2 separate regions of the Homo sapiens genome follow, and region 1 is linked to region 2. Evidence: read pairs that join two places in POLR2A ChIA-PET (ENCODE). Cell type or tissue: PC-9. All regions are shown on one strand. Each heading gives the region's core, and the rest is flanking DNA. Links, peaks and the distances in the headings are about the cores only. Region 1 overlaps BTRC (beta-transducin repeat containing E3 ubiquitin protein ligase). Region 2 holds the start of LINC01514 (long intergenic non-protein coding RNA 1514).

Evidence for each region. Peaks named below come from ENCODE experiments on the same cell type or tissue, not always from the same donor. Only the 100,000 strongest peaks of a DNase experiment are listed, where the experiment ranks them.
Region 1: POLR2A ChIA-PET joins it to region 2 with 20 read pairs; 3 of 35 experiments call an interaction of 5 or more read pairs at or near these places.

What each region holds. Positions count from the first base shown.
Region 1 is chr10:101,533,142-101,544,437 of GRCh38, forward strand. It overlaps BTRC (beta-transducin repeat containing E3 ubiquitin protein ligase), which reads left to right. Exons shown (of 15, transcript NM_033637.4): 10 at 1,520-1,769; 11 at 2,213-2,331; 12 at 3,402-3,512; 13 at 5,152-5,230. Among named protein-coding and RNA genes, the nearest start is that of POLL, 49 kb to the right of the region's middle. In PC-9, for the core only: a CTCF peak has its summit at 3,907 (motif pointing right); no DNase peak of the experiment used is centred there.
Region 2 is chr10:101,170,511-101,181,806 of GRCh38, forward strand. It overlaps LINC01514 (long intergenic non-protein coding RNA 1514), which reads left to right and starts at 5,812. Exons shown (of 6, transcript NR_120620.1): 1 at 5,812-6,187; 2 at 6,479-6,592; 3 at 11,180-11,235. It also overlaps the pseudogene SMARCE1P7. In PC-9, for the core only: no CTCF peak of the experiment used is centred there; no DNase peak of the experiment used is centred there; H3K27me3 peaks cover 2,272 bases.

The DNA.
Region 1 (11,296 bases), core at 1,898-9,897, 360 kb after region 2:
TTTTGTATATATCGGCACAGTTCTGAAACTAAAGAAGAATAAACCACCAGGTCCCCATCATTTCTGTCAGTCTAGAACTAGAAAACTTGATTTAGAAATGCTTGAGGTAAGTTTACATTTTCGCACATTGAAGAAACTACACATTCTATTTTAATTTGGAGGATCATCTATTACAGAAACTTTTCTTATCCTTATGGTAAACTTTGCATTCCTTACAAAAACCACCTCACGGGGGAATGATATGAATGCAATGAAGCCTTCCTTTCAGGTAGTGGTAACTGTAGTGCAGGTCTGTATTATCTCCTTTGAAACATGTACAGGTGAGCTGTGCTCTCTTTGCCAGCCCCTCCCCTGCCATCCCTGCAGTTTTTAATTGCAAGCTTCACTCAGGTAGGGGCCCTCAATTTCCAGAGGCATTAGTGATTTGATGACACAGCCATTATACTGCTGGAGTCCAGGATAGCTTGAGTTCTGGGTACCAGCAGCACTGCTGGGAACCTCTGTTAGGAATTTTGCCGTAAGCTAAAGGATTTAGCAAACATAATGCATCAAAAGTAACTTTAAAAAAAAAATAGACCTAGGAAAAAAGCGGTTAAGTGCATTGTTAGATACTCTGAAGTTAAATGTTTACCATTCCAAGTTATCCTCTGTGAATAGAAAAGACGGTTCCTGTTTTTTGTCTTTTGACTTAAAGGCATAGCAAGGCATAGCAAACTTGGCCCTTGTAGTTACTGACATTTAACATTTATTGGTGCTTGTGGAGTGAGTGCCCCACAGAATCTAAAACACTGCAGGTGCTAACATCATTTATAAGATAAAGAAAAAATGATATTCTATAAAAGGGGGCTAAACTGGAAAAAAGGAAATAACATGTTATAAAACCTTAAGTAAATACACAAAAATAGAATAATCAAAATATATAATCACACAAAATTCTCAAGCTATCCAAGGGCCCCACACTCTGCTGTGAAGCCCATATTTACAATGGGGGGTCTATTTTAAACCCCTACCCACTTCAGAACACAGAAATGGGGGCTTAGAATTAGAGTCATGGTTATCTTGGCCTTTGACCTTTATGATAAAACCTGAGATCCAGGGTAATCAAACTCAAATTCACATTACTAAGTATGTGACAGAAGCATCTTGGCCTATTTCATTTCTGGCTCCTGAGGGCTATCATTGGAATGGGCACTAATGCTATTGTTATTAATCAGATTCCTCATTTAAAATGTATCTTACTAATGGTATCAAATTGAATGTGAGAAGTTTTACAGTCTTCAAGTCTGGGCCAAATTATTAGGTGACAGTGGCTGCCACTTCATCCTTGCCCTCCACAACTTGCCCATATTTCAAGCAGTATGTCTTAAGGACACACTGGCAGCATCCCATCCCCTTCCTTCTCCCACTCTCCCAGTCTGGCCCTCTCTCTAAATATAAGGGGTGGAAGGGCGCATGATGGTCAAATATAGGTAACAGATTGTAGCTTGAGTACCATCTAAATCTCATCTATCACTTCCAGAGTGTGGGATGTAAATACAGGTGAAATGCTAAACACGTTGATTCACCATTGTGAAGCAGTTCTGCACTTGCGTTTCAATAATGGCATGATGGTGACCTGCTCCAAAGATCGTTCCATTGCTGTATGGGATATGGCCTCCCCAACTGACATTACCCTCCGGAGGGTGCTGGTCGGACACCGAGCTGCTGTCAATGTTGTAGACTTTGATGACAAGTACATTGTTTCTGCATCTGGGGATAGAACTATAAAGGTAATAAGGCATTTTTCAGTAAGTTTCCAACTTAGAATGGGGGAATTCATATGAAAATTTGATCAAGGGCAATTTCATATTTAAACGTTGCTACAGAAAAATGTAATATTTAATTCAGAGACTAGTCTACAAGTGAAAAGGTGTAATAAGTGAGACGTTGTGTGACAATTTATCCTAGATATTTTATTCCTATAAATAGTGGTGAGTGTGAGAAGAGACTAACCCTAGAAGAGTAAATCAATCTGAGGAATTCTCATGTGGTAACAGCCAACTGCAAATTAGCCTCTGTTACCATGAATTTAAATTGTCCTTTGTTTTATTTGTTTGAGAAGACTTCCCTCTAATGGTTCAGTCCTGTTTTCTGCTTCTCTAAGACTCCATTTGCCATAGATTTTACCAATAAAAGCACCAAATCAACTGCTCAATGCCATTTTCTTTTTCAGGTATGGAACACAAGTACTTGTGAATTTGTAAGGACCTTAAATGGACACAAACGAGGCATTGCCTGTTTGCAGTACAGGGACAGGCTGGTAGTGAGTGGCTCATCTGACAACACTATCAGGTGAGCAGCAAGTGCCTTGTATCATAAGGGATCAATATTATGCTCCCATTCATTATTAATGCACAGATCATACAAGTCTTCAATTTTGTTATGTTTATAATCAACTGTTTTTCCTTTCTGTAGCTTCTTACAGGTCAGAAGTTTGCCCCAGGCAGAGAAGCAGCACAGCAAAGCCTTTTGTTGCCCTTCTTTTTAAATTTCTCCTGTCTACCGTTGAAAAGTGCTAATAAACAGCTAACAGCCTTTTCTTTGCCATTGTTTTTAAGAAATGAAAAGAAAGATTTGTTTCCTTACTAGAAATTATGTAATTTTTGTCTTAGCATTACATAATTGGCCAGAGAGTTACCTGTCTTTGAAATTATGAAGATTTCACAGTTGGAAGTCCTTTTTGGGGTTTTCCCTTCACAAAGATGAATGACATAGATATGATTATAATTTGGAAGATTTATCCATCCTCTCCCTTCAGTGAAGTATTAAAAGGATGAAAAGGCCATTAAAAAAGAGCTACTGTTTGTTATATCTAAGGAAATTATTCCTAGAAATCACTTGAATTGCTCTGAAAACGTACAGTTTTTATAATTAGTACACAAAAGTTCTTGAGAACTGACTTTGCATTTCTATTCTCTGAGAAGAGCTGTCCTGGACAGTGGTGAAAGAAGTGTCTGCCGTGGCAGAGGGGGAGGTGCTTTGTGAGAACAGGACATCACTGATAATCTGTATCTCTTTCAGTTTGGTGACTTCAGGAAACTGCTTTCTTAGCTTGGTCATTTCCTTCTCAGGCAACTGCGTGCATTGAATTCGTTTTTATGCCTGGAAGAACCTGTTTACAGAATTATGTAAAGCCCTGTGCTTTGAAAATACATTTTACATTTGAACTTAAACCTACATATTTCTGTGTGAGTTATATAGCAGAAAGGAAATAAATTACATTGAAAGCAGTACATATCTGTGTGGGTGGTGATTGATTTTATTTTATGAATTTTTAGAAGGCATATGAGGTGTATTGTTATAACATTCCAGGCTTAGAAAAGAATACGTGAAAATTCACCTGACTTAATTTTCTCTTCCAGATTATGGGACATAGAATGTGGTGCATGTTTACGAGTGTTAGAAGGCCATGAGGAATTGGTGCGTTGTATTCGATTTGATAACAAGAGGATAGTCAGTGGGGCCTATGATGGGTGAGTGTGCTAACAGAGTGTAAAAAAGAGAAAATCTACGTCTTAATCCTTCCTTATGTTTATGGTGTTAAACATAACCATTCCTTGTTTCTAAAAGCTTATAGATTTTACACAAAATATCTGATACCATATTTCTTTAATCCGTGTATTTACCTCTCCTTGGTTTAGTGTCCTGAAATATTCTTCCCATTCATTTTATTATACTTGTTTGCACATGGTTGTCATTCATATTTTGGTTATTTGGTTATGTATTTGACTGTTTTGCCCTGTAAAGCAAAGAACAAGAAAAACCCAGTGTTAACAGGCTACCCATGTAAAAGGGTAACCTGTTAACAAAACAGAAACACTAGAGGGCAGTATTTGGGGACTTAGTGTGGTAAGATCTTGAATTTTGATTTCTTGGGTTTTTTATCTCTTTGAGTAATTTTTAAGAGTACAGTTCTCTTGTCATCACTTGTCATCCTAGCATTTCATTTATGAGTTTAGTCATCTTTATTTTCTTCTAATTTCTAGTGGTTATGGAATCCATTAATTTTGTGAATGGACCCCATGTCCACCAATCCTAAACACAGAGTAAATTCAAACAAAAGTAGTCTGGGCACAATGGCTCATGCATTTAATCCCAGCACTTTGGGAGACCGAGACAGGTGGATCATTTGAGGTCAGTAGTTCGAGACCAGCCTGGCCAACATGGCAAAACCCAGTCTCTACTAAAAGTACAAAAATTAGCCAGGTGTGGTTGCGGGCGCCTGTAATCCCAGCTACTTAGGAGGCTGAGGCAGGAGAATTGCTTGAACCAGGGAGGCAGAGGTTGCAGTGAGCCAAGATTGCGCCACCACACTCCAGCCTGGGCAACAGAGCGAGACTCCGTCTCAAAAAAAGAAAAAAAAATAGTTATTCACTTAGGAAGAACTCTTATCATTTCTTTTTGTCAATCTGCCTGATTTTGGCAGCTTTTTAAATATCAGAAACTAACAACATTATTTTAGTTCATGAGTTAACTACACTGATACATTCATTAGCCAATGCAAGCAGCAGGAAGTGTAGACTGCTCACTTCTTCTGCTTTGGGACAGCCATCACTGTTACAACCTTGGGAAATTGTTCAGAGTGTGGTGACATGTTCCAGCTTGGTCAAGACAATATTTTCTTATTGTCCTGGCTTTGATCTGTACCCACCTGTCTTGGAATTTGTCTGCTATGTACCTTGAGGAAACATGGCCTATTAAAAGATTTTTGGAAGAGCTACACTTATCTTATTTAAATCAAAAGATGAGGGCTTGCTTATATAAACTCCATTGCTCTTACATGGACCCCAGTCCCTCAGTACATGTGACCTGGGCCACTCTTAGAAGTGCCCAGGAAGAGGATGCTTCACAGTTGTAGATTTCTAGGTCTGTGTAATATCATTAAAAGGTCTAATGTACAAGATCTCCTCTTGATCCCAAAGTATGGTATAACTTTACTGTTAACTGTCTTCAGTTTGGTTAAAGCTAGCCTGTTTCTCATTTGTAGGTTAATCACGTACATTTGAACTATACTCACCATCCATATTTATTGCCATGAATTTCTGCTATTCTTCCCTGCCTTCTCTTACATTTGCTTTTAACTAACATTTTTGTCCCCTTTTTGATCTTTAGAAAAATTAAAGTGTGGGATCTTGTGGCTGCTTTGGACCCCCGTGCTCCTGCAGGGACACTCTGTCTACGGACCCTTGTGGTAAGAGCCTTGCTGTTTAGAGAGCATTGGAGAGCAGGTGGGGGAAGAAATTAAACGTTGATGTGCTGTGGAATATGGATTTGAATTTAATAGTTACAACCTCACAAAACCTACAACTAAGTGGTAAGGCAACCAGTACATGACAATAAAATATGTTTATATAATTCCTTTCATCCAAAAATGCTTTAGAGACTATATATGGAGAGAAATGTGGCAGCTGTTTAACAGCTGCACAGCAACTCTACACAACAGTTTAGTGCAGGGAGTGAATAAGAATTCTGTATCCACCAGAAACAGCAGGGGGTACTAAGGGAGAGAGAATATAATTATTCAAATTGGAACCTGTCCAAAATCTGAGGACCTGTACACCTGTGCCTTCAAAAAGTGCCCTGGGGGCCGGGTGCGGTGGCTCATGCCTATTATCCCAGCACTTTGGGAGGTCAAGGCAGATGGATCACCTGAGATCAGGAGTTCAAGACCAGCTTGACCAACACGGTGAAACCCCATCTCTGCTAAAAATAAAAAAAAAATTAGCCAAGCATGGTGGCAGGTGCCTGTAATCCTAGCTACTCAGGAGGCTGAGGCAGGAGAATCACTTGAACCTGAGAGGCGGAGGTTGCAGTGAACCAAGATCATGCTTGCACTCCAGCCTGGGCAACAAGAGCGAAACTCTGTCTTAAAAAAAAAAAAAAACTGCCCTGGGAATCTGCATGAATCCCCCTGGTCAACCCCTTAGTTCTGCAGCCTATTCATGAGGTAGTGCCTCCAGCAACTTGAGCCCATCTTTTTTGTTCCCCATATACCCCCTTTTGACATTTGGGGAAAAAAGTGATTCAAAAGGAGGAATGCACTAAATTATTTATCATGTTGTTAGCCAAGGGCCCAGATTGATAAATGCTGCTTCCATTAGAAAATTAGTTGGAGCAACAGGGTGGACAGACACCACTCGGAGAAAAGATGAGAGCAAGCATTTGAAGCCCAGTGTTCTAAATCCTGACTGTCATCATTTAGGCATTCTTGGCTCTGGAGAAGAGAAAGAGGTTACATTTCTTGTCTTCCTTGTTGGATTTATGTGTGTATGTATAAGACAGGGTCTTCCTCTGTCACCCAGGCTATAGTGAAGTGGCACTACATGTTGCTGATGTATATCAATATTTCATTTCTTTTGAAAATTTGCTGAGTAGTATTCTATTGTATGGTTATACCCATTCACTGATTGTTTCTCGTTTTTGGCTATTAACAAAGTTTCTATAAACATTTATGTAGAAGTCTTGGGATGAATGTATGCTTTTTGCTTTTATTTCTCTGAGGTAAATACCTAGGAGCAGATGACTAGGTCATATGGTAAGTGTATGTTTAAAATTTTTAGAAACTGCCAAACTGTTTTTCAAAGTGGTTTACCCTTTTACATTATAGTATATAGCAGTGTATGAGAGTTCCAGTTACTCCACATTCTTGCCAGTACTGAGCACAGTCTGTAATTTAGTCATTCTCATTGTGGTTTAATTCGTGTATCTCTAATGATTAATAATGTCAAGCATCTATTCTTTGCCATCTGTATATCTCCTTTGGTGAAGTGTGTTCAAATCTTTTCCCATTTTTTAATTGAGTGGTTATTGAGTTTTGAGATTCTTTTATATATTATAAGTTACAAATGCATTATCAGATGTAATTCACAAGTATTTTCTCCACGTTCATAAAATTTGTTTCTTTGTTTTCTTAAAAGTGTCTTTCAAAAAGCGGTTCTTAATTTTAAGTCTACTGCATTGACTTTTTCTATTATGGCCTATGTTACTTGCTGTTGTATCTCAGAAAAACCTTTGACTAATCCAGAGTCACAAGGATTTTTCCCTGTGTTTTCTTCTCTAAGTTTTATAATTTTCAGTTTGTATTTTGGTCTATGATCCATTTTGAGTTAATCTTTGCATATGGTACAAGGTGTAGATCAAAGGGTTGGGCTTTTTTACACATGAATATCCAGTTGTTCCAGCACCATTTATTCAAAAGACTGTCCTTTCGAAATGCTTTTGCAGCTTTGTCAAAAATGAATTGACCATATATGTGTGAGTCTTCTTTGGGAATCTGTTCTGTTCCATTGATTTTTGTCTGTCTTGATTCCAGTATAATTTTATTTTGATTACTGCAGCTTTTTACCAACTCTTGAAGTCAAGTAATGTGAGTCCTTCAGCTTTGTCTTTTTCAAAGTTTTTTGGGGCCTTTGATTTTTCATGTTAATTTTAAAATCAGTTTGCCAAGTTCAACCAAAAAAGTCTGCTGGGAATGTTTTTTAATTTTTTAATAAATAAATAGGTATGGGGTCTCAGTGTGTTGCCCAGACTGGTCTCAAACTCCTGGCCTCAAATAGTACTCCTACCTCAGACATCCAAAGTGCTTGGATTATAGGCCTGAGCCACTCCATCTGCTGGGTTTTTTGTTGGACTTGTGTTGACTGTAGATCAGTTTGGAGAATATTGACTTCTGAACAATATTGAGTCTTTATCTCTCCATTTGTTTAGGTCTTTTTAACTTTCTCAGCCACGTTGTAGCTTTTAGTATAAAGGTTTTGCACATCTTTTTGTCACAGTTATCCCTAAATATTTTGTATTTTTAATGCTATTGGAAAAGGTATTTTTAAACCTTGGTTTCTGATTGTTCATTGCAAATACATAGAAATATACTTTTACTTATTTCCCAATCTATGTATCTTTTATTTCTCTCTCCCTCTTTTTTTTTTTTCTTAATTGCACTGGCTAAGACCTCCAGTACAATGTTAAAAACAATTGGTAAGAGTGAATGTCCCTTTTTTGTTCATGATCTTAGGCGAAAGGCATTCAGTCTTTCACCGTTTCACATATGTGTATATATAGATGTATGTCAGCTATAGGGTTTTTCTCTTTTTTTTTTTTGAGACGGAGTCTCGCTCTTTCACCCAGGCTGGAGTGCAGTGGCGCGATCTCAGCGCACTGCAAGCTCTGCCTCCTGGGTTCACGCCATTCTCCTGCCTCAGCTTCCTGAGTAGCTGGGACTACAGGCACGTGCCACCATGCCCGGCTGATTTTTTGTATTTTTTAGTAGAGACGGGGTTTCATCATGTTAGCCAGGATGGTCTCGATCTCCTGACCTCGTGATCCAGCCACCTCAGCCTCCCAAAGTGCTGGGATTACAGGCGTGAACCACCGCGCCCGGCCTAGGGTTTTTCATAGTGACCCATTATCAGGGGATTAGGCAGTTCCCTTCTGTTCCTAGATTGCTGAGAGTTTTAATGAGGAACACATGTTGGATTTTGTGAAATGCTTTATCTACATCCATTGAGATAATCATATGGTTTTTCACTTTTATTCTGTTAATTGGTATATTACATTGAATTTTTTTTAGCTTTAAATCCTTTGCATTGCTGGTATAAACACCACTTGTTCATGAGGTATAATTCTTTTTATGTGTTGTTGGATTCACCTTGCTAATATCTTTTTAAGGATTTTTGTGTGTGTGTGTATCTGTGTTTGTAAGGGATATTGGTTTGTTGCTTTATTTTCTGTGTCTCTGGTTGACTGTCATGATAATGTTGGCCTTATAAAATTTTGAAGTGTTCCCTCATCTATTTTCTAAGAGTTTGCATATGTGATATTATGCTTCTTTAAATGCTTGATAGAATTCACTAGTGAAGCATCTAGACCTGGAATTTTCTTTGTGGAAAGTTTTAATTACAACTTCAGTTTCTTTAATAAATACAGCACTCTTCAGATTTAATATTTCTTTTGAAGTCCACTTTAATACTTTTGTCTTCCAAGCAGTTTGGCCGTTTTATCTAAATTATGAAATTTATTGAAATAAAGTTATCATATTCCCTTATTATCCTTTTAATGCCTGTTAGGAGCATAGTCCTGTTTCCTTTTTTGGTTTCATTGATTTTTTTTTTTTATTTTTCTAGCTTCTTAAGGTAGAAACTAAGATCATTGACTTTGAACCTTTTTTTAAATATAATCAGTTGAAGCTATAAATGTTATTAGAAGTAATTCTAATCACTACTTTAGCCACATCCCAAAAAATGTCAATTAAGTCAAGTTGGTTTATAATATTCAGGTCTTCTGTATCCTTAGTGATTTTTCTATTCGTCCTTACCAATTATTGAGAGAGGAATTTTTATGTCTCCCACTATAGTTTTGAATTTGTCTATTTCTCCTTACAGTTGTGACAGCTTTTGCTTCGTGGTTTTTGTTTGAGACAGGGTATCACTATGCCGCCCAGGCTGGAATGCAGTGGCACACCCATGACTCACTGCAGCCTCAACCTCCCAGGCTCTGTCAATCCACCCACCTGAGCCTCCTGAGTAGCTGGGACCACAGGCGTGCGCCACCACGTCCAGCTAATTTTTTTGTATTTTTTTTTAGAGATGGGGTTTTGCCACATTGCCCAGGCTGGTCTGGAACTCCTGGGCTCAACCTCGACAAAGTACTGGGATCACAGGCATGAGCCATGGCACCTGGCCTGCTTCATGGTTTTTTTTGTTGTTGTCGTTGTTTTTGAGACGGAGTTTCTCTCTTGTCACCCAGGCTGGAGTGCAGTGGCACGATGTCGGCTCACTGCAACCTCTGCCTCCTGGGTTCAAGCCATTCTCCTGCCTCAGCCTCCCAAGTAGCTGGCATTACAGGCACCTGCCACCACACCTGGCTAATTTTTTGTATTTTCAGTAGAGACAGGATTTTGCCATGTTGGGCAGGCTGGTCTCGAACTCCTGACCTCAGGTGATCCACACACCTCGGCCTCCCAAAGTGTTGGGATTACAGGCGTGAGCCACCGCACCCAGCCACTTCTTGTATTTTTAAGCTCTATTATTGGGTACCTGCGTGCTTAGGATTTTTGTCTTAGTGATTAACTGACTTTTTAACATTATGAAATGTCCTTCTTTGATGTTTATAGTATTCTTTGTTTTGGGAAATTAATACTTTGATATTATATGTAAACATTCTGCTTTTTTATGATTAGTGTCTGTGTGGTGTATCTTACTATATTCTTTTACTTTTAATATGCCTGTGTCTTTATATTTAAAATGAATTTCTCATATTCAGCATATAGTTGGGCCATGTTTTTTTTTGTTTTTTTTTTTTCTTAATCCAGCCTGACCATCTCTGCCTTTGTCATGTTTAGACCATTTATGTAATTTTTGTATGTTTGGATTTAAATCTATCATGTTGCTATTTATTTTCCATTTTTTGCTTTTGTTTGTTACCTCCTGTTTTCATGCTCTTTTTTTTTTCTTTTTTATCTCAGTTTAGCTCCTATTATGGGTTCTTAGTTATATCTCACTAATTTGGTGAGGAGGGACCTAGGGTTTACAATAGTTATCTCTAATTTATTGCAGTCTACTATCAGATGATATTGTACCACTTCATGTATAATGTAGGAAACTTAAAACACTATATGTTCATTTTTCACCCCCATCCTTTATGCTATTGTTGCTACAGATTTTACTTCTAAATATGTTATCATCCCCACAGCACTTGTTATTTTTGCTTTAAACAATCAACCATCTTTTAAGATTTTTTTGTTTGTTTGTTTGAGACGGAGTCTTGCTCTGTCACCCAGGCTGGAGTGCACTGGCGTGATCTTGGCTCACTGCAACCTCCGCCTCCCAGGTTCAAGCAATTCTCCTGCCTCAGCCTCCAGAGTAGCTGGGACTACAGGCGCCCGCCACCACACCCAGCTAATTTTTTGTAGTTTTAATAGAGATGGGATTTCACCATGTTAGCCAAGATGGTCTCGATCTCCTGACCTCGTGATCCGCCCGCCTCAGGTTCCCAAAGTGCTGGGATTACAGGCATGAGCCACCGCAGCTGGCCTTTTAAAGAAATTTTTTAATGGAAAAAAGAGAGTTTATTTTTACCCACACGTTTACCTTTTCTATTGCCTCCCATTCCTTTGTATAAATTCTATTTCCATCTGATACATTTTCCTTTTGCTTAAAGAACTTACTTTAACATTTCATGTATGCAGGTACACTGGTGACAAATACTTTCACTTGTTGTTTACTTGGGAAAGTTTTTTTTTTTTTTTTTTAAGGGATGGGGT
Region 2 (11,296 bases), core at 1,398-9,397:
TCTGCAATTTGGTTGAAATTGAATCAAATTTACTTATTTAGGAAGAACTGTTAACTTTACAATGTTAAGTTATCCCATCCGTGTCTGTTTGTTGAAGTCTTCCTTGAAGTCATTAAGAGATTACAATTTTTTTCTGCATAAAGGATCTATGCATTCTTTTCTAAATCAGCCCCTACATACTTTACATTTTCTGTTGTTTTCATGGAAGTATACTTTTTAAAAAATTAATTTATTATTATTATTATTATTATTACTTTTTTTTTTTTTTGAGGCAGGGTCCAGACTGGAGTGCAGTGGCGGGATCACGGCTCACCACAACCTCCTCCTCCCAGCGCAGGCTCAAGTGATCCTCCCGCCTCAACCTCCTGAGTAGCTAGGACTACAGGCATGCACCACCACGCAGGCTAATTTTTTGTATTTTTGGTAGAGGTCGGGTTTTGCCATGTTGGTCAGGCTGGTCTCGAACTCCTGAGCTCAAGTGACCCTCCTTCCTTGGCCTCCCAAAGTGCTGAGATTACATGTGTGAGCCCCCAGGCCCGCCTCATGGAGGTATATTATTTATAGCTGATGAACACTGTGGTAAGAACTGTCAAATTTGTAAGTTGACAACCTCGCTGAATTTGCTTCTTAGTTTTAATTTTCCCCCAGATATTTATTTTGAAAACCTTCAGAAAAATTGAAAGAATAATACAATAAACACCTGTTTCGCTTCCACCTATATTCAACACTTTAACATTTTGCCACATTCTCCCTCCTGCCTATATACCCACATTCATATATAAAGTAAGTTTAAGCCGTGCACAGTGGCTCATGCCTGTAATCCCAGCACTTTGGGAGGCAGAGGCGGATGGATCACTTCAGCTCAGGAGTTCAAGACCAGCTTTGGCAATACAGCAAAACCCCATCTGTACTGAAAAACAAAACAAAACAAACAAACAAAAAAAAACAAAAATTAGCCGGGCGTGGGGGCACGCGCCTGTAGTCCCAGCTACTTGGAGGGCTGAGGCAGGAGGATTGCTCGAACCTGGGAGGTCGAGGCTGCAGTGAGTCAAGATGGAGCCACTACTCTCCAGCCTGGGCAACAGAGCAAGACCCTGTCTCAAAAATAAATAGTTTATACTCATGACACTTTACCCCTAAATATGTCACTATGCACCTCTTAGAAATAAGGAACTTATACATAGCCACAATGCCATTATTACTTCTAAGAAAATTCACCATAATTCCATAATATTATCTAGTCTGTTTTCTGTTTTCTCTGGTTCTACCAAAAATTCTTTTACAGCTTTTTTTTTTTGAGACAGAGTCTCTGTCTCTAGGCTGGAGTGCAGTGGCTCAATCTCAGCTCACTGCAATCTCTGCCTCCCCGGTTCAAGCAATTCTCCTGCCTCAGCCTCCCAAGTAGCTGAGACTACAGGCTCATACCACCACGCCCAGCTATTTTTTGTATTTTTAGTAGAGATGGGCTTTCACCATATTGGCCAGGATGGTCTCAATCTCTTGACCTCGTGATCCACCCTCCTCGGCCCCCCAAAGTGCTGGGATTACAGGCATGAACCACTATGCCCGGCTCCCCTTTATTTTTTTAAGAGACTCAGTGTCACTCTGTCACCCAGGCTGGAATGCAGAGGTGTAACCATAGCTCACTGCAGCCTTAAACCTCAAACTCCCATCCTCCGGCCCATCTTGATCAAAAAAAAAAAAAAAAAATTCTGAGGCTGGGTGTGGTGGCTCATGCCTATAATCCCAGCATTTTGGGAGGCCAAGGCAGGTGGATCACCTTTTTGAGTCCCCAGTGTCTATTGTTCCATCTTTTTGTCCATATGTATCCAGGGTTTAGCTCCCACTTATAAGTGAGAACATGCAGTATTTGGTTTTCTGTGTCTGCATTAATTCACTTAGGATAATGGCCTCTAGCTGCATCCATCTTGCTGCAAAGAACATCATTTGATTCTTTTATATGATCATGATATATTTTTAAATGCGATATTGGATTTGGTTTGCACTTACATATAGTTTTTGTATCTGTGTTTATAAGTAAAATGAGTCTGTCTTTTCTTTATCTTATACTACCCTTATCAGTTTTAGAATCAAGGTTATACTCGTGTTGTAAAATTAGTTGAGTAATGTTTTTCCTTTTTTGTTGTTGCTGTCACCTCTGTTATTTAGTGTGTATCCACTTACACATGGGTCTTTTTCCAGGCTCTTTATTCTGTCCCACTAGATTATTTACATCTCTAATCTATACCACAGTGTATTAACTGGTTTTACTATTTTTGTAATCTTTACTGTGATTGTACTTGTTTCCCCTACTTTGTTTTTTATTTAGTTTACTTGCTTTTTTCTTAGTTTATTGGCATGTTCTTTTTTCTTGTTCAGTCTTTCAGACATTCCATATCTTGTCAATCTATTCAAAGAAGCAGGTATTAGTTTTATTAACCTTTTACATTTTTTGTTGTAATTTTCAATTTGATTGATTTTCTCTTATCTTTATTATTTTCTTCATTTGTGTATGTTTCTGCTACTTTTTTGGCTTCTTGCATTAAATACTCAGCTCGTTTGTTACTATTCTTTATATTTTCTGATAAATATACTTGAAGCCGAAATTTTCCTCTAAGTCCTGTTTGATTTTGTTTGTTTGTTTTTTGAGACAGCATCTCGCTGTGTCACACAAGCTGGAGTGCAGTGGCGCCATCTCAGTTCACTGAAACCTCTGCCTCCCAGGTTCAAGCGATTCTCCTGCCTCAGCCTCCCAAGGGGCTGGAATTACAGGTGCCCACCACCACATCCAGCTAATTTTTAGTAAAGACAGGGTTTCACCGTATTGGCCAGGCTGGTCTTGAACTCCTGGCCTCAAGTGATCCACCCACCTTGGCCTCGCAAAGTGTTGGGAATACAGGCATGAGCCACCGTGCCCAACCCTTAAAATCTTTTTGATCTGACATGAAAGCTGCAACAATGGCTTTTTTTGGTTAATATTTTGGTTTATCTTTTTTTTTTTTTGTCTATTTGCAACCTTTCTGTATCCCCTTTTAAAATAATACTATATTTTAATTCAATACATTTTTTAATGTAAGAGATTATTTTTTCTTTTTATTTATAAATTTAACCCATTTACACTTATTTCATTTGCTGTTATAGTCAGTCTCCTATCAACCATCTTATTTCCTATTTTCAATATCTAATTTTTCCCTTTATTCTTCTTTCATACTTTTATTGCATAAATAGAATTTTCTTTTGTTGGTTTGAAAATTATACATTTTATTTTTATTCTTCTGGGTGTCACTCCTAGCTTATTATAACCATGTTTATGTATATTTATCCTCATCAATTTTGAGCTTATTTATAGCTATATCTTTCTAACCAAAAAAGCAAGTGCTCACCTCCCACTGGACTTCAGTCCACTCACTTCCACACACACAGTTCTATCATGTTGTTTCATCTAGAATTTCAATGCTAATGATGAATACAGGGTTTTTTTAGACTTACTTATACTACCATATATGTTTCTAAGTACTTTAGTCACCCTTCATTCCCATATCTTGTAGTGTCGTCTGAGATTTAATTCTCTTCTTGCTAATGAACTTCCTCCAAAAGTGTTTTCCTTTCTTATTAGTTTCTCTTTCTTTCTTTTTTTTTTTTTGAGATGGAGTCTCGCTCTGTTACCCAGGCTGGAGTGCATTGGCTTACTGCAGACTCCGCCTCCCAGGTTCAAGTGATTCTTGTGCTTCAGCCTCCTGAGTAGCTGGGATTACAGGTGCACACCACCACACCCGTATTTTTAGTAGAGACAGGGTTTCACTATGTTGGCCAGGCTGCTCTTGAACTCCTGGCCTCAAGAGATCCACCCACTTCAGCCTCCCAAGGTGCTGGGATTATAGGCGTGAGCCACCATGCCCAGCCCGAAAGTGTTTTTCAAAGAGGGTCTTTAGGTAGTAAATCTTCTGAGAACTTGAAAGCTTGAGAACATCTTTCTTTCTAGTTTTGTACCAGAATTATAGTTTAGCTGGATATAAAAATTCTAGTTCTAAAGTTCTTTTTCTTGTATCAGGCATTGCTATTGAAAAAACTAATATCAGTATGATACTTGTTCCTAATGAATGGCATATGGGGATTTCTTTTTATGTTTGTTTTCTTGCTTGTATGTCTTAATTCTTGAGAAGCTTTTGGAATTTTTGTCTCTCTTAAATTTTTCTTTAATGTGTTAAGTATTTTTCCAAATCTATCTTGTTGATATTCTGTCTGAAATCTTACACTTTTCTCTAATTCTGGGAAATTTTAGGATTCTTCGGAATTCTTTTTTTCATTATTTTTTAAAGCATTTCCTTCCAGGTTTCTCATCCCTCTTCTCTTCTGGAACTCCCATTTTAACTATATATCTTCCATATTTAATAACTTTAGCCTTATATCTTTCATCTTCTTATCTCTTCCTGATAATTTCTGGGAGAGTTCGCCATCCTTATCTTCTAGTTTATGAATTCATTCTTAGTCTGAATCTATTTCACTATTCAACTTGTATATTGCCTTCCTTCTTTCAGCTATTATATTTTTTACACTTGTTAACTTTTTTATACAGTCTCATCCTATTTCAAATTTACAATATACTTTAGCCAGGCATGGTGGCACCTGCCTGTAGTCCCAGGTACTTGAGGCTGATGCAAGAGGATCCTTTAAGCCCAGGAGTTTGAGGCTTCAGTGAGCTATGACTGTGCCACTGCATTCCTGCCTGTATGACAGAGAGAAACCCTTTCTGTATAAAAAAAATTAGATAATAATTTTTTTAAAATGTGTAACATTCTCCATTATTTCCTAGAAGAATTTTATTTTGATTATTTTATTTTATTTACTTATTTATTTTTCAGAGATGGGGGCTTGGTCTGTCACTCAGGCTGGATTGCAGTGGTGCAATCTCAGCTTACTGCAGCCTCAACTTCCCAGGCTCAAGTGATCCTCCCACCTCAGCCCCAGGTGGCTAGGACTACAGGGGTGTGCCACCACACCCGGCTAATTTTTTTAAAATTTTTTTGTAGTGACAGGTTTTCACCATGTTGCCCAGGCAGGTCTCAAACTCCTTAGCTCAGGCAATCTGCCCGCCTTGGTAGCCCAAAGTGCTGGGATTACAGGCGTGAGCCACCGTGCTCAGCCTATAAGGATTATTTTAAATTCTTGTTCTCACTGGTCCATTAATTCCGCTTCCTCTCATATAGGTTCTTCATTTTCGGGGTCCTCTTTTAAAAGGATTACATTATTTGGATGTATTATTTTTCTTTCTGAGCTCATATTACTCTGGATGTGTCATTCTCTTGGCTGGTGATAGGTATCTGGGGAGAGAGTTACTATCTGGGTCTAATTCTGCCACACCCTCAACCTCCTCTCCTATCCCTTCCCTCCCAGTTTACTTAAGCAGAAGAGGATGTGCCTTTGGATGAACCTGTTGGGTCTCCAGGTTCTGCTGCTCCTGAAATACCACTTCCCAAGGCTGACTCCTCCCTTATGTAGGCACAAAGTGGAGGAATTAGCAGGAGGAGGGGATGTCAAGTGGTGAACTACAGGGTCTGGGTCCTCGTGGTGGTTTTGTATTGTGTCGCCTTGGTTAAGTTGAGACTACTTTTCCCAGAATACCCTTCCCTGCATGGTTCTGGGTTGGAGTTGGCCTAAGGAAATTTGCTCAAGATTTGGAAGTTAGAAGTAAAGCAAGTCTGAAGGTTTTATGCTTCTGAAGGTTGTCATGGCTACAGGCAGTGAGAGAGCAATGCAAAGGTTCCAGAGTTCCAACTGTTTTGGTTTGTTTGTTTGTTTGTTTTGAGACAGGGTTTTACTCTGTTGCCCAGGCTGGGGTGCAGGGGCATGAACATGGCTCACTGCACCCTTGACCTTCTGGGCTCAAGCGATCCTCTTGCCTCAGGCTTCTGTTTAGCTGGGGCCACAGGCGGGCACCAAAATGCCTGGCTAATTTTTTTGTTTTTATTTTGGTAGAGACGAGGTCTCACTTTGTTGCCCATGCTGTTCTCAAACTTCTCGGCTCAAGTGATCCTCCCACCTCGGCCTCCCAAAGTGCTGTGTTACAGGCATAAGCCACTGCACCTGGTCTCTACTTCGTTCTTACTCTTCTTCCCGACTCTGTGATCAGCTCTTTTTCCTCACTGACATCTCTTATCACCAGCAGAGGCCTACCACTAGACACCAGGTGAGAACTCACAGAAGTAGAATCTATGAAGAAGCAACAATCTTCTGTTGACTTTTTACAGTGGCTCCCTTTCTCTCTTCCACTGCAGGAAGCAAGATAAACTTATCTTCCTCATTTTCCAGCAAGCTCCAGCTTGTCTCCCCTCCACCCCCAACCAGTGCTTTCCAAGGGCCGATAAGTGATTTTCCCACCATCCTACAACTCCCTTTGTGACCTCTACTTCTCCGTCTCCTCCAACAATTGTGTAAAATCTCATTCCTATAATAATCATTCATTCCATGATATTTGCAGTGGTTCTACTTCCCTGGTTGAGCCCTGGTAGATACGGTTCCTGAGAACTTCATGGAGCAGTTTCTGCACCAAACCTGCCCTCTCTACCTCTGGACCTCTACGTGGAAAAGAGAAGTACATCTCTGTCTTGGGTCATCCACTGTTATTTTGGTCTGCCTTCCTGGAGCCAGGCCGCCACTGGTCTTGAACCCCTATCCTCCTCTAGACCATTATGGGAGACAGAAAGAACTTCTACCTTATCTGACACATTGCATTTTTTAGTTTCTAACAGGAACTTGCCTTATAGCTTAAGTAAATCCCACTTCCTCTACCTCACTTTTTACTTGGCTGTATTTTACTCACTCTTCGGTTTTTCCTGACGTCTAGATAAGTCTGATCCTTTTATTGTGCCAGCAGTCTCCCAATACCCTGGGCAGAACACCCATCACTTAGGAAATATTTGCTCCATGACTGTCTCCCCTACTAGACTAGACCCTGACTCTTTTTTCCTTGTTTTTGTTTTTGTTTTTTTGAGATATAGTTTCACTCTGTCACCCAAGCTGGAGTGCAGTGGCACAATCTTGGCTCACTGCAACCTCCACCTCTCAGGTTCAAGCAATTCTTGTGCCTCAGCCTCCTGAGTAGCTGGGATTACAGGCAAGTGCCACCACACCCAGCTATTTTTTGTATTTTTAGTACAGATGGGGTTTTGCTATGTGGGCCAGGCTGGTCTTGAACTCCTGACCTCAGGTGATCCTCCTGCCTCAGCTCCCAAAGTGCTGGGATTACAGGTGTGAACCACTGCGCCCAGCAACCCTGACTCGTTTGTTGTTGTTGTGTTTTGTTTTGTTTTGTTTTGTTTTTGAGACGGAATCTCACTCTTTCTCCCAGGCTTGTGTGCAGTGGCACAATCTTGGCTCACTGCAACCTCTGCCTCCCGGGTTCAAGCGATTCTCCTGCCTCGGCCTCCCGAGTAGCTGGGATTGCAGGTATGTGCTACCACACCCGGCTAATTTTTGTATTTTTAGTAGAGACGGCATTTTACCATGTTGACCAGGCTGGTCTTGAACACCTGACCTCAGTGGATCTGCCCACCTTGGCCTCCCAAAGTGCTGGGATTACAGGCATAAGCCACCGCACCTGGCCCCAACCCTGACTCTTATTCCTGTTCTCCTCCCAGCCCATAACACAGAACTGACACACAGCAATTCATTGAATGAATGAACCTTTTTTAAGGTAGCTACAGAGAAGATAAACCTTTTGGTGGGTTTGGCTGAGATTGGTCTGTACAGCAGCTCTAAATTCCTTGAGCAGGGCCTGGCTTGTCCATGTCTTATGCTCTTTCATTTTAAAGCCTTGAGCTACTTTCTAAACATTGGGTGCCTCATAGCCAGTTACTGCACATTAAGAGGATATGGTATGTGTGCTCCAGACATCAAGGCCACCAGACCCACCCCGCTATGTGTGACATGTGGAACACAGCATTGGGACATACCCAACCTTTGCTATCTTCTCTAAGAACTGCCTACCAAACACCTTTCCTGCCCAGGCTGGAGTGCAGTGGCATGATCTCGGCTCACTGCAACCTCCGCCTTCCGGTTTCAAGTGATTCTCCTGCCTCAGCCTCCTGAGGAGTGGGCCCAGCCTGGGGTCACCGCTATCCTGTGGAATACTTATATGAGTGTTAGGAAAAAGTGTACTTTCTCAGCATACTTTATTGCCATCTGCTAAAGTGGTTTCATTATGAATACAGGTATTTACAGTGTCTCTCATGTGAATGGGACCCTTGGAGTTATCCACTGCACAGCCTGCATAACCAAATGTGGATACTGCCCTGCCAGCCTCCCATTAGCCTTATTAGCGTCATGTGACCTTGCCTTCCTTGGAAGCCAGGCTGATTGGACCAGCAGTGGAGATCCCACTCAAGCTGGCCAATCAGATTGGTTCTCCCAGGAATTTGAAGTTGGGATAAGCAACTCCAGCTTGTCATCATTGCACTGGAAGAAAATGTTGAATAGTGGCTGACATGTTTCAGTTAGGTTTCCTGATTGCAAGCAACAGAAACCAATATTAATGTAAATGGATAACTTAAGCAAAATGGAATGTATTGGAAGTAGTCTCTGAAAGCCAGAGAACCAGGGGGCCAGAAAGGAGGAGGAGCAATGGAACAGACTCACACCAGAATAGTCAGAATAGTCTGGTCAGGCCCCCACTGCTGGGTGAATGACCTCCATCCATTTCTCCCTCTTCTGTGTCTTTCCTGTGGGACTCATAGTCTTGGGCAAGAGCATCTGACCAGTCAAACTTCACTCAGGTGCCCAAACCTGGATATATGGCGATGGTGAGAGGAGTCTGCCTGTATTTTTCTCCCTTCACTCAAAAAACTTTTTTTCCATTTATAAACATATTTAGAACACATAAAACTAGACAACTTTAGCTAGGCATGGTGGCTCATGCCTGTAATCCCAGCACTTTGGGAGGCCAAGGCTGGTGATCACCTGAGGTCAGGAGTTCAAGACCAGCCTGGCCAAAATGGTGAAACCCCGTCTCTACTAAAAATACAAAAATTAGCCAGGCATGGTGGCGCGTGCCTGTAATCCCAGCTACTCAGGATGCTGAGGCAGGAGAATCACTTGAACCTGGGAGGCGGAGGTTGCAGCGAGCCAATGTCATGCTCCCCATGCTGAGATCATGCCACTGCACCCCAGCCTGGGCATTAGAGCAAGATCTTGTCTCTCTTTTTTTTTTTTAGACGGAGTTTCGCTCTTTTGCCCAGGCTGGAGAGCAGTGGCATGATCTTGGCTCACTGCAATCTCCGCCTTCCGGTTTCAAGTGATTCTCCTGCCTCAGCCTCCTGAGGAGGCTGCAAGGCAGTTTGAAAGTTTCTTGCAAAATTAGATGTACTCTTACCACATAATTCAGCAATTGTACTCCTTGGGTTTTTGTTTTGTTTTGTTTTGTTTTGTTTGTAGAGCTCTCAGCCTGCTGAAGATCTAGATGTTTATGATGATGGCTTATTTATTTATTTAACAGGTTTTTTTTTTTTTTTTGAGACGGAGTCTCACTCTGTCACCCGTGCTGGAGTACAGTGGCACAATCTCGGCTCACTGCAACCTCTGCCTCCTGGGTTCAAGCAATTCTCCTGCCTCAGCCTCCCAAGTAGCTGGGATTACAGGCACATGCCATCATATCTGGCTAATTTTTGTCTTTTTAGTAGAGACGGGGTTTTGCCATGTTGGCCAGGCTGGTCTTGAACTCCTGACCTCAGGTGATCCACCCGCCTTGGCCTTCCAAAGTGCTGGGATTACAGGCATGAGCCGCCACACCCGGCCTGTTTAACAGACTTTTAAAGAGTAATTTTAGGTTCTCAGCAAAACTGAGCAGAAAGTACAGAGTTCCCTCACATTCCTGTCCCCTCCAGCATTCCCACTATCAACATTCAGTACCATGGTGGTACATTTGTTACAGTGAATGAATCTACATTAGCACACCATTATCACTGAAAGTCAAGAATTTTCATCAAGGTCACTCTTGGCATTGCACATTCTATGGATTTGGACAAATGTGTAATGAAAGGTATACATCATTATAGTATCATGCGGAGTATTTTCACTGCCTTAAACATCCTCTGTGCTCTATTCATCCCTTCAACCCTCCTAATCCCTGGTGATCCCAGGTGACCACTGATCTTCTTACTGTCTTCGTGGTCTTGCCTTTTCTAAAATGTCATATGGTTGGAATCATATAGGATGCAGTCCTTTTCAGATCACCTTCTCTCATTTAGTGATATGAATATGTTTCCTTCATGTCTTTTCATGTCTTGATAGTGTGTTTCTTTTTACTGCCAAGTAGTAGTCCATTGTCTGGAGGTTTATTTATCTATTCACCTACTGAAAAACATCTTCATTACTTCTAAGTTTTGGCAATTATGAATAAAGCTGTTATAAACATCCATGTGTAGATTTTTTGTATGGACATAAATTTTCAACTCATTCGGGTAAATACCAAGGAGTACAACTGCTGCATTGAATGGTAAGAGTATGTTTAGTTTTGCAAGAAACTGCCAAACTGTCTTTCAAAGTAGCCAAACCATTTTGCATTCCCACTAGCAATGAATGAGAGTTCCTGTTGCTCCGTATCCTCGCCAGCATTTGGTATTATCAAAAGGAGAAGCTTTCTCCTTTCTCCATGTGAGACGGCCTCTGTCAAATTCTTTCCTCTAAAGCAGCTTCTACGGCTAGATGTGGTGGCTCATATCTGTTATCCCAGCGCTTTGGGAGGCCGAGGCGGGTGGATCACTTGAGGCCAGGAGTTCAAGACCAGCCTGGCCAACATGGCAAAACCCCATCTCTACTAAAAATACAAAAGATTAGCTGGGCATGCAGGTGCATGCCTGTAATCCCAGCTACTCAGGAGGCTGAGGCAGGAGAATAGCTTGAAGCCAGGAGGTGGAGGTTGCAGTGAGCCCTAACCCTGCCACTGCACTCCAGCCTGAATGACAGAGTGAGACTGTCTCAAAAAATAAAATAAAATAAAATATCTTCTGCATAAATTTTTTGCATTTATGTAAGCAAAATGTGTGGGGGAATTATGATAGACCTTCATAGAGTCATTGTACTCTATCTTTGTTACCTCATATTCATTTAAATATTCTTGTTTTTCTTCATCAGTGACAACTCCCCACATTCCACCAATAATCTTGCCAATTTCCATCAATTTCAGGTCCGTATTGGAAGCCTTGACTCTGGCCCAGACATTTCTGCTGTACCTCATGTAGGGTAAGAGTGGCTTATCTTTGAGGGTTTTGGAATAGTAATACTAGAGGATGCCATGACCCGG